Linked DNA regions of Homo sapiens: region 2 is linked to region 1. Evidence: read pairs that join two places in POLR2A ChIA-PET (ENCODE). Cell type or tissue: MCF 10A. All regions are shown on one strand. Links, peaks and the distances in the headings refer to the core of each region. The heading gives the core; the rest is flanking DNA. Region 1 overlaps MYO1E (myosin IE). Region 2 overlaps MYO1E (myosin IE).

What was found. ChIA-PET counts read pairs that join two places held together with the same protein. Peaks named below come from ENCODE experiments on the same cell type or tissue, not always from the same donor. Only the 100,000 strongest peaks of a DNase experiment are listed, where the experiment ranks them.
Region 2: POLR2A ChIA-PET joins it to region 1 with 5 read pairs; 2 of 35 experiments call an interaction of 5 or more read pairs at or near these places.

Annotation. Positions count from the first base shown.
Region 1 is chr15:59,347,612-59,352,989 of GRCh38, reverse strand. All of the region lies in intron 1 of MYO1E (myosin IE), which reads left to right. Among named protein-coding and RNA genes, the nearest start is that of MYO1E, 23 kb to the left of the region's middle. In MCF 10A, for the core only: no CTCF peak of the experiment used is centred there; a DNase peak (open chromatin) is centred at 2,689.
Region 2 is chr15:59,162,841-59,168,218 of GRCh38, reverse strand. MYO1E (myosin IE) reads left to right here. Exons shown (of 28, transcript NM_004998.4): 23 at 4,916-5,062. Among named protein-coding and RNA genes, the nearest start is that of MIR2116, 5.7 kb to the left of the region's middle. RefSeq lists an enhancer at 2,258-2,307. In MCF 10A, for the core only: no CTCF peak of the experiment used is centred there; a DNase peak (open chromatin) is centred at 2,308.

The DNA.
Region 1 (5,378 bases), core at 302-5,301:
GAAATTTAGAGCTAGGAAATCATGTGGTCGATCTTAACGTTATAAATCACTCAGACAAATACAGGATAATGCTGTTTTCGGAAGTGCTTGTGATTGTACAGGATTACATGGTGATAAAGAGTTTTCAATGGCTCCTCCAGTTTCTGAGGGAGTTCTGTGCTTTGCTTTCTTGGTAATTCCTTCTGCAGACCTTAGAGCCTTTGAGGGGGGCTGGGTATGCTTCCGTGAATTTAACAGTTTAACACACTGTTGAATAGAAGAGAATCTGCTATTGGAACTAGCGATTACTAAGAAACCACTTCTATATCATCCAGCATTTGTATCTACTTTAAAGTACATATTAGTATTTTCCTTGGTTTACAGATGAGGAAAATGAGTTAGGTACCGTGTTTAAGGTTACCCATCTGAAAAGTGGCAGAGAGGGGATTTAAACTCCTGGTCATCTGAATCTAAGGTCTGCTTAGAAGAGGAGCTGTTTGCTTCTAGACACATGCGTATTTAGGTTGTGGGTCCACGGACTAATAGCGTGGGCATCCCTGGGATATTATTAGAAATGCAGAACTTCAGGTCCCACCCACACCTGATTGCAGATCTGTGTTTTAACAAGGTCTCTAGATGATTGCAAAGCACTACGGCACAGGGACACTTCCCCAGAGGAAGTGTGATGGCCGCCCTCCAGGATATCATCTTCCAAGGTTAGGGACGTGCCAAATATCCCAAGCTTTCAGATATGCGACTCAATCATCTCTAATTATCCTGCTCAACCAAAAATTAAAGAGCGATTCTTCCAAGTGGAATCGAGGGAAACTTTTCTCCTGGACAATTCTGGAGGGAGTCCAGCTATCCTTAAGGAGATGCACAGAATAGGCTGTTGCCGACAGCATGCTTGGAAAACCTATCAACCCGGGGTGCCTCTTCCACGGCTGCTGTCCATGCTATACTTTCTCCCATTACTGATCCCTCTGAACTAGTCTATCAAACCTTCTCCTAAAGAGGGTGAGAACAGATTTTGTCAGGCCAGAGAGGAAGAAAGAGATCCAGAATGGGGACGATCAATAGCATGAAAATAGAGAAGGGCATTGAAAAGAGCCCAGCCTTCAGAACACTCCAGTCCTGGCGCTGGAGAACTGCACCTTACCTTTTACTCCTACCTGGTTTTCCTTTTAGAATTCCCCCAGGCATCTATGCTGGAGACAGTAGTGTCTTTGTCTGTTGTTCCCATCCCTGCCTTGCTCCTGCCATTTCCAACGTCCTGTGAGTATATCTTCACAGGACTCCCCCTTCCTTTTCACAGTGGCCACCCTAGTTTGGATGTGCATTGTCTTACACTGGGAACATTATAAGCGTTTCTTAAGTGGTCTTCACTCTTATCCCCCGGTAATTCACAGAAATAGCATCAGCGCAATCATCTTCTAGTAACACGGCTTTGCATCTGTCACTCTTCCTCAAAAACTCTCAGTTCCTACTGGGAACAGTCTAAAGACCAAAATGCATTACGGTCTAAATTAAACCAATTACTGGTTGCATTTATCCAACTCTATTTTCCAGTAGTCCTTCTCAAATAAATTCCGTGAGGGCAGCCTACATGCCTTGTTCCTGCTATTAGCTCCTAGCACAGTGCTTGTACACAGTGGATTTTCACTAAATATTGATTGAATGAACGAATGAACTTATTCTCAGGTTTATGTTTTATAGTCTGCCTAGAATACACTCCTTGGTCAGGCCATTTCCTGTGACTAGATTTCCCTTCCCTTTTTTCCTGTTCATCTGAATCCTTAAAAAACCAAGTAAGGCCGGGTGCGGTGGCTCACACCTGTAATCCCAGCACTTTGGGAGGCCGAGGTGGGCCGATCACGAGGTCGGGAGATCGAGACCATCCTGGCTAACACGGTGAAACCCTGTGTCTACTAAAAATACACAAAAAAATTAGCTGGGCGTGGTGGTGGACGCCTGTAGTCCCAGCTACTCTGGAGGCTGAGGCTGGAGAATGGCGTGAACCTGGGAGGCGGAGCTTGCATTGAGCCGAGATCGCGCCACTGCACGCCAGCCTGGGTGACAGAGCGAGACTCCGTCTCAAAAAAGACAAAAAACAAAAAACCAACCAACCAAACAAACAACAACAACAACAAATAAAGACTCATTTCCTGGAAGCCTCTGATTTAACTCGTGGAGATCATTCCCTTCTCCAAATTGTGGCCCTTACCATAGAGTTATTTATTTGTGACTAAACTATGTCATCTTGCATTGTTATCTGTTTTCACACAGTCTCTTACAGCCCAAGTAGACTGTAAGCCTCTTGAGATCAGAGATAATTTACATTTCTTTATATTTTTCAGAATTCACCATCTTTCCCTTTGGCCTTCCCACATTCCTGTACACTCTCGACATTCCCTGGTTATCTGGCAGTTCATATTGGGGAATTATGGTTAGCTGTGGATCAGGCCTCCTCTCCCCACTTTCCTCTCAGTAATGCATGTAGTCTCTGAGGGCAGACACTACATTCTCCTGTGTCTTTTCTGGTTTATTCAATGATAGAGGCTGTACCCTTTATCCTTTTCAATTTCATCTACATTCTTTTCCTTCTCCTGCTCAGTTCTTGGAACTCCCATTTCTGAGTGTCTACGACTACAGTCATGGTGAATAGAAGGTAATGAAACTGTGAGTCAGTGTATCCTCTAGCTGGAGTGTGAAGGTGAGTCAGCAGACAGCAGCAGTGGATCTCTTCCACCCTGAGGAAAGGCAGGAGCCTGCCTGGTGATCAGGGAAGGAGGCCCTCCTCCCCACATTGTTTCCTGGAACTGAGTAGAACAAATTACTTAACTGTACTTCAGTTTCATTTGTTAAAAAATGAAGTAAGAATAGCTTCCATTCTCTTTTCATTCAAGTGGTGATGTATTGACAATTAATAAGAAAATTATAAAATGCCTTAGATACCACCATTGGGACTATGTAACGCACCACAACCTGGTTGTGGCTGAGGCTCTGTTCTAGCCACCCCTCCTTTCTGACTACCACATCGCCCTAAAGTTAGAGGCAATAATAGAGTTACCGCATTAGTGTTTTTCTAACAAACCTGTTCAAGTCCTGGCTCACTAAATTTTAGGGAAATGATATCATTTCTCTCCAGTCTTTTAATAGATTGTCTTTGAAAGAGTTGCATGTTGCCTGTTAAGGAAATGCTTCAGTTGGAAATAATTGAGTAAGGTTAGAAATGGTTCAAGAAAACAGACACATCCCTGCTTGACCTGCTCAGCCTCAAACTTTCATATCTCCTAGTTTGGGGAGGGATGGATGGCAGATGTAGAGTGCCTCAGTTTTTGTTTTGCAGAAAGTTATATCATCATCATGTAGAACAGACATCACAGAACGAAATTAATTAGTAATGCATTCACTGAATTTGGGCAGGATAGTTTGCTTATTTGAAAAAATTCTTGGCAAGGATGAGGATGATTTCTCATCATCCTCCTCCCTAACTCGCTGGGTAATTTAAAGAAGGTTTGTGAGTTGAAATTTTCTGAATAGAGTGGGTTCAGTTTACCCTTTTTTATATGGTAGATTGCTAATAGTGCATTACTGGGAGTGGAGGAAAGACACCCTTTTCTGCCTTAACCCTGAGCTAGAGGAATCACAGCCTTGTCTAGAAGCTAAAGACATAATTATATCCATTTCATATGCAGTATGACAAAATCATTAGAAAATTATAATTGCAAATAGAAAAAATATAGGAGGCATATGCATATATACCTAAGATGTTTATATGGGAAGTTATGGGAGGAAAATGAAATAATTACTAATTAATAATTACTATTAATAAGGTTTCAAATGATCCCCTTTTTTCCCCTTGCCTGGGTGTCCTTCCATCATGTCCAAGTCTTAGATCAGTTTCTAGATCTAGGCTCAACAAAATTCCCTCCCCTGGACCCCCAAGCCTTCCCAGATAGTCACCTTCCTCTTCCATATGTCCATGGCACCTAGTTTGAAATGTTCTTACCTCATGCATCATGTTCTGCCTTGTGTTAGACCCTTTAAGCTTTTGTGTCTCATTAAGATATTGAACTCGGCTGCGTGCGGTGGCTCACGCCTATAATCCCAGCACTTTGGGAGGCCTAGGTGGGCGGATCACCTGAGGTCAGGAGTTTGAAACCAGCCTGACCAACATGGTGAAACCCCATCTCTACTAAAAATACAAAATTGGCCGGGCATGGTGGCGCATGCCTGTAATCCCAGCTGCTCGAGAGGCTGAGGCAGGAGAATCACTTGAACCTGGGAGCCGGAGGTTGCAGTGAACTGTGATCGTGCCATTGCCCTCCAGCTTGGGCAACAGAGTGAGACTCCATCTCAAAAAAAAAAAAAATGATATTGAACTCCAAGGAGCAGAAGTTGTTTCTGACATATAGCCAATGGTCTTTATCCAGCTAAAATTCACCCGTAGTGCTTTTTAAAAATGACAACCCTTGGGCACCATCCTAGACCAAAAGGATTCAGACACAACTGTATTACTTTTCAAAGCTTCCTGGATGGTTCCTAAAAGCAGCCTAGGTTGAGAGCCACTGTTGATGGATGTTTAAGCATTGTGGGCTATGCCATAATTTGATGCAACACCAAATGCAAACTGATCAGGATGTATTTTTGCCATGCTGCAACACACCATGTAACTTAGGAAGTTTTGTGGTTTTGGCGTTTTTGGTTAGGGAGGGTATTATTTAATACAGCTGACTTGAATAAATAGGAAACTAGTTCCCAGGGGACTTTACAAAAGGTAAGCCTTTGTGTGACTAGCACCTGGGGGGTTTCATCGCTGTCAAGGCTATGGTAGTTTTACCACCTGCATTCTCTTACCTCCTCCCCACTGTGGCATTGACCCTAGACCAGAGGCCTCCAAAACATGGCGAGGCATCAAAACCACCTGAGGAGGTGATTCAGCAGGTTTGGGATGAGGCTTCAAAATCTGTTTTTCACCAGGGTTCCAGGTGATTCCAGTGGAAAAACTGATAGGAGAGCCGCTGCTTTACAGCTGTGTGGAATTGAAAATGACGTGGGTCTTGGATCATAAGCAGCAGGGTGTTTTTCTTTTCCTAGATTGTCTTCCTTAACCCCAAATTATGTAATTACATACATATTTTCTCTAGAACTTTTTTGTATTTTTAAATTTTAGCTCCTTATGTCACCCGAAATTTACTTTTCTGGTGTGAGGGGTATAATTTTTTCCAAATGCATGGTTAGTGGTCTTAAAAATAATTTATTCACTGGTGCATTCTTTGTCTCCTGTTGTGAAGTGCCACCTTTATCTTATGTTAAATTCATATCTATCATATGTTTCTAGCCTCTTCTGTTTCCTTGATCCTTTTCTTTATTCCTAAACCAGTTGCTAGTACCAC
Region 2 (5,378 bases), core at 134-5,133, 180 kb after region 1:
TTTTTCTAATCCTCCAGTAGATGTTAAATTTTTAGAAGTCTTTATCTTTTCTAAACATACAGATATATGTCTAGTTGAGTTACGGTTAAAAATTTTTTTGAAGTTTTCATTTACAAGAAAAAATAGGATCCCAACAGGTAGAAATAGGGCCAATAGCTCAGAGAGATATTAAGACAATAGTTTGTCAAAGGGACTCCAGGATAATTTGATCAGGAAAAATCCTTATTTAAATAAAAATTAGGCTGGGTGTGGTGGCTCACACCTGTAATCCCAGCACTTTGGGAGGCCGAGGCGAGCCGATTGCTTGAGGTCAGGCGTTCAAGACCAGCCTGGCCAACATGATGAAACCCCCTCTCTACTAAAAATACAAAAAAATTAGTTGAGCATGGTGGTGTGTGCCTGTAATCCCAGCTACTTAGGAGGCTGCGGCAGGAGAATCGCTTGAGCCCAGGAGGCGGAGGGTGCAGTGAGCCAAGATCACACCACTGCACTCCAGCCTGGGCAACAGAGCGAGACTCCGTCTCAAAATAAATAAATAAATAAAAATTAAAGTGAAACACTGACGCTTGCATTTCTGGCTTCATTGGAGACTCGGGAAGAGTGTCAGGAGGTGACACACCAATACAGAGTTGAGACACGGGATTTCTGAGTGTATGGTGGCTGCTGGCAGAAGGCCATGCCTGGGTTTTTGAAGGATCCTCCCAGAGTTGCTTCTTGTTCAAGTACTGGCCTGGCCCCACTCTTATTTGAAAAACTCAATTGCAGGAAGGGTGACCACAGGTGTAATGACCCATGTTCTTGGCTTTGCTATTGTAGGTGTTGAGTTCGGTGCCATGGAAGCTCTTATTTGGGGGTCTCTGATGAGGCTTCTCATTTTTCTTCTCATTCTGGTGGCTGATCACCAGAAGGATGAGACCAAAAGTTGTGTGGCTGTCTGTCTGGGTTAATAGATTTTCCAGTACTTATCTCCAATTGGAAAAACAACCCGTAAGACGGTGCTTTTAGACAGAGGCTCCAGCTCCCTGGTCACAACATTCTTGCCCAGAATGTCTCCTTGCCTGAATCCCCTAAACTTTCTGGCAATAAAAACAGCCCGCTTCACTGCCTGTCCTGCTGACCTGAAGCATTACTGGCATCTTGACTTGCTATGGTCTGTAAGCATTGGGAACCTGGAAGTTGTCAACATCATGGGATTGAGCACCTACCTGGTGCTGAGCCCTGGTATTCGAAGGTGGATGAGGCACAGTCACTGCCTCAGGAAGCTCCTCTCATTCTGGAAGGGGGAACAGACAGCTGAGTAAACATGTGCCTTACTATAAGTGTTCCCAGCGTGATTTAAAGGATATTCCTGGGACACAAGAGAGGAGAGTGGGTCTTTGCATCTGCGGGTCAGGTGAAGCTTCTTTGAGCTGGACACGTCACTGCTGAGGCCTGCATCTGCGTCCGGGCTTTCTCAGAGAAGTTAAGAAGGTTCTGAAACTGGTGCCACTGGTTTCTCTGAGTGGTAGAATTCTGGGCAAGGTTTATTTTCTTCTTGATTCGCCTCCGTATCTTCCAGTTTCCTAAAAGCAGCATATATTTCATAATCAGGAAAGACTTTTATAAAAGCTTAAATAAAGGCAGGGCTATCCTTGGAAATTGCCTTTTCAGCTTTAAAAAAAAAAAACAAAACTCCTTCAGGACTTTCCTTGGTGTTTTGTAACTAACATTTCTGTGAAAAGATATATTGGTGAAGAGAGTAAAACAGATTTTCTAGTGTTTTCAGCAATACAACAGTAAGCCGCAAAGACAGAGGAATAAAAAAACAAGGGCAGATCCAAACCAGAGACTAGGAAGAGGTCTTTCAACACAGCTTACAGCGTCAAACATCTGTAAGGAATTGCAGCATAGGAATAAGTCAGGGGTGAAGTCCAAAGATAAGTCTGACTTTTTAGAATAAATAAACACGAAAGCTTTGTTTTCAGGTTCAGGAGCGTGGGCTAAGGAGAGCAGAATGAGCTGAGACCCTGGCCTGGGTGAAGGTGGTCTGCCTAGCTCCAATGCCTGGATCATTGAAGGGAGGGGATTTTGGAGTTGTTGGTTAAAGTCAAAGTGTCCAAACACATCTCTTCTCATTTCTAGATTCATGCTGATAATTGACCTTGAAGTTTTGGCCTGCTTGCTTTTTTCGTTATAATAGTAATGAAACTCCTAATAAATCTAAGCCCATTAAACCACTCAAGGTGACTTGTGTTGGGCTCATTTAGCCCTGTTGAATAATCACCATCCTGCCACAGTTCAGCCAGGCCACCAGGCATGACCAGACATGCCAAAGAAAGCTTTGAGCAAACAACCAAAACAGGAAGGCGTTTCATTCCTCACCCCAAAGGCCAAAAAGTGGAGCTTCTTGTTTTACTCTGGTCTTTTGCATGCACTCTACCTAATGCAGCCGGGTTCTTACACCTGGGCTAGGGTGCCAGGAGGCTTAGACTTTATTAATTCAAAATGACTTGGAAGAGCTCTTTTGAGCAGCTTTTCATAAGTGCTTTTTGGGGTTTTAGATTGCTGGCTGTACCTTTAAAGGTAAGTAGGAGGTGTTTGTTCCCAGGCACTATGGAACTGGCACGTTGGCCCTGAATTGCCTTTGCATGAGCTGTTGAGTGACGGAGATGAAAACCGTCTATTGTTTAAACCACTGCTTGTCAGGGTTTATCCTTGATCCCAACTATCACAGGAGTGGGCAAGAAGCATGGCTATGATGTGTGGATGTCTGAAAACAAACATCTGAGGTAATGATAATGACCAAGTGTTCCACCCAAATGGCTATTATTTGTCCAAAAAACACTGTAAAGGGTTCTGACTTTACGTCCAAGGGAAACTCTTTGGCTGCTCTTCAGTAAGCTGGCCATGAAAGGACCAAGCTCCTTTCCCCTGACACTGGCCTCTTGCTTCCAGTGAACTCCATTCACCGCCCCGCCCCACCCCCATGGTTTGCGCGTACTGCCATTCTACGCCTTCCTATCCAATTGTGCTGTGGTTCCTTCGACCTCTTTTTCTCCTGTGGATTACCAAGCCCCTTTCCTGTAGGAGGACTGAAAGTGGGTAATATGTAAACAGTAAGAATTTAATTTTTACAGTTCTAGAGACCGGGAAGTCCAAGGTCAAGGTGCAGGCAGATGTGGTGTCTGGTGAAGGCCCAGTCTTTTCTTTATAGATGGCGCCTCTTGTTGTGTCCTCACATGGGAGAATGACAGAAAGGGCAAACCACTCTGTCATACCTCTTCTGTAAGGTCACTAATCCAATTCATGAGGACCTCTTCCTTGTAACTTAATCACCTCCTTAAGGCCACACTTCTTAATACTAGCACATTGGTGAATGAGTTTCAACATCAGACCAAGGTAGAGGCTGTGGCTACAGCTACTGGCTCCATCACCTCTGGGTCACTAGCTCCCTGTCTCAGTCTGGAGAGAAGGTTCCTGACAAGCCTGAGATAGTCCCCCAAGATTCTCTGCCCAAGGGAGCCCTGTCATTCCAAGAAGGGCCCAACCCCTACCTTGACCTGTGAATGGGGCTGAACAGGGATACCACAGGAGTTTCCTTCTAAATGGATCAGATTTTACATGGAAGAAGGATCCAGGGTCTCAAAGATTCTCCACAGCTCAGTCCTCTTGTGATCCCCTTGCCTCATCATCTGGCTTTGTCACAGCCACAGTAATCCCACTGGTGCAGTGACACCAGGTGCTCTGAGAGCAGAGCAGAGCTCCTGAGTGATGCTGCAGGGCTCTGGATATACAAAGAACCGTGTCTGTGGCACTTGGAGAGAATAAAATGTTACCATGGTCAATTCACTGAAGCAGGTTTGCCTAATTTGTTTCTAATGCCTGGGAAAATGCTTACAATCCCTAACGAAATCTCATTCTTCAAAGGGTTGTCTTTGGTATTTGGCAGTGGTACTTGGAGATACTCGTAAACTTATATATTATAGTCTTTGGGGTGGTGGCCCCATTCACCTGAGTGATAAATCTAACAGGGAATGCAAATTCTCAATTACATACATGTTGTTGCTTTCTACCAAGCCTAGCCAGGCTTGAAGATGGAACTTTGTCTCATCAACCTCCCCTGACCAGCAAGCGTTTCCTCGGAGCTGGGTCTGCCTCAGCGTCTCTCTGCCATCACCCTATAGCTTGTAACACCTGCTCCCCTCCAGGCATAAATTTCTCCACAATCCCACCCTGTCCAAACATGCAGTTCCCGCAAAGGTGTGTTCTTTCCTTGTCTGACAAAATTCATTAGCTTGAAGGTGATGATTTTTGCTTGTTTGCTGTTTGTCCATTCTGGCCTTCGCATTTCTGAACTTGGATGTGTCTGTACGTTCTAGTAGCTCCTGGCCTACAGTGTCCACAGAGCACTGTTTGCCAGAAGGTTCTTAATAAGTACCTTGAAGTCCAGGATATTGGCTTCCCTCTTGAGAACCGAGCTTATGATTCTTCAAGTTCAAATTTACTACAATAGCTATAACCATATCATAAATTATACTAACTTGGAACTTAAATGTAGAGTCATCCCTTTTCAACTGCATTCTATTCATAACTTTCTGGATTTTTATGATCTTAAAAACACAAGTTGGACTTGAAAATGGATTTTTTTTTAATATGGGCTAAATTGTCCTTAAGTTCCTGATTGTAAAAATCATGTGGAAAAAGTACTTTGATCATGCTTTTGTTGGACTATAAACCTTCTTTGAAAGCAGATTTCAGCAATTTCATTATGTAATTCATTGTTGTTGGTTTTGTTTGAAAGATTATTACTTATAGAAAGAAAGACTGTAAAATCTTAGCACTATCTTGCAGGATTTTTAAAATGGAAGAAAAAAAAAACAATAGAGTAAACAGAAGCACAGCTTTCACCAAGTGTGTTTGTCCAATCTCTTTACAGTACTATGCAGGATGACATTTTTATTCTCCATGAGCAAGAGTATGACAGTTTGCTTGAATCTGTCTTCAAAACTGAATTCCTAAGCCTCTTAGCAAAGCGTTACGAGGAGAAGACCCAGAAGCAACTACCTCTGAAATTCAGCAATACGTAAGTCCGGATCTGGGACCCAGACTTCTGCGTGTAGCTAAAAAGGGGTCTTGATCGCACCCCTGCGATTCAGGATGGGGCTGGAGGAGGCCTGCGAGGAGAAGAGTGGGGTCTGGCTGGCCCCAGTGGAACCTTAGAGCCTGCAGAAGACAGTCTGGATAGTAGTCACAGACTTTGAAAAGGTTACTTTTGCATTTCTGTGAAATAATGACTTCATAGACTAGTGTATTTTATCATTTAGACAAAAATCACCTGAATGAGGCAGACAAAGGCAGATTTTTATGTATCACCCAAAAAAGGGTTTTTTTAATTTAGG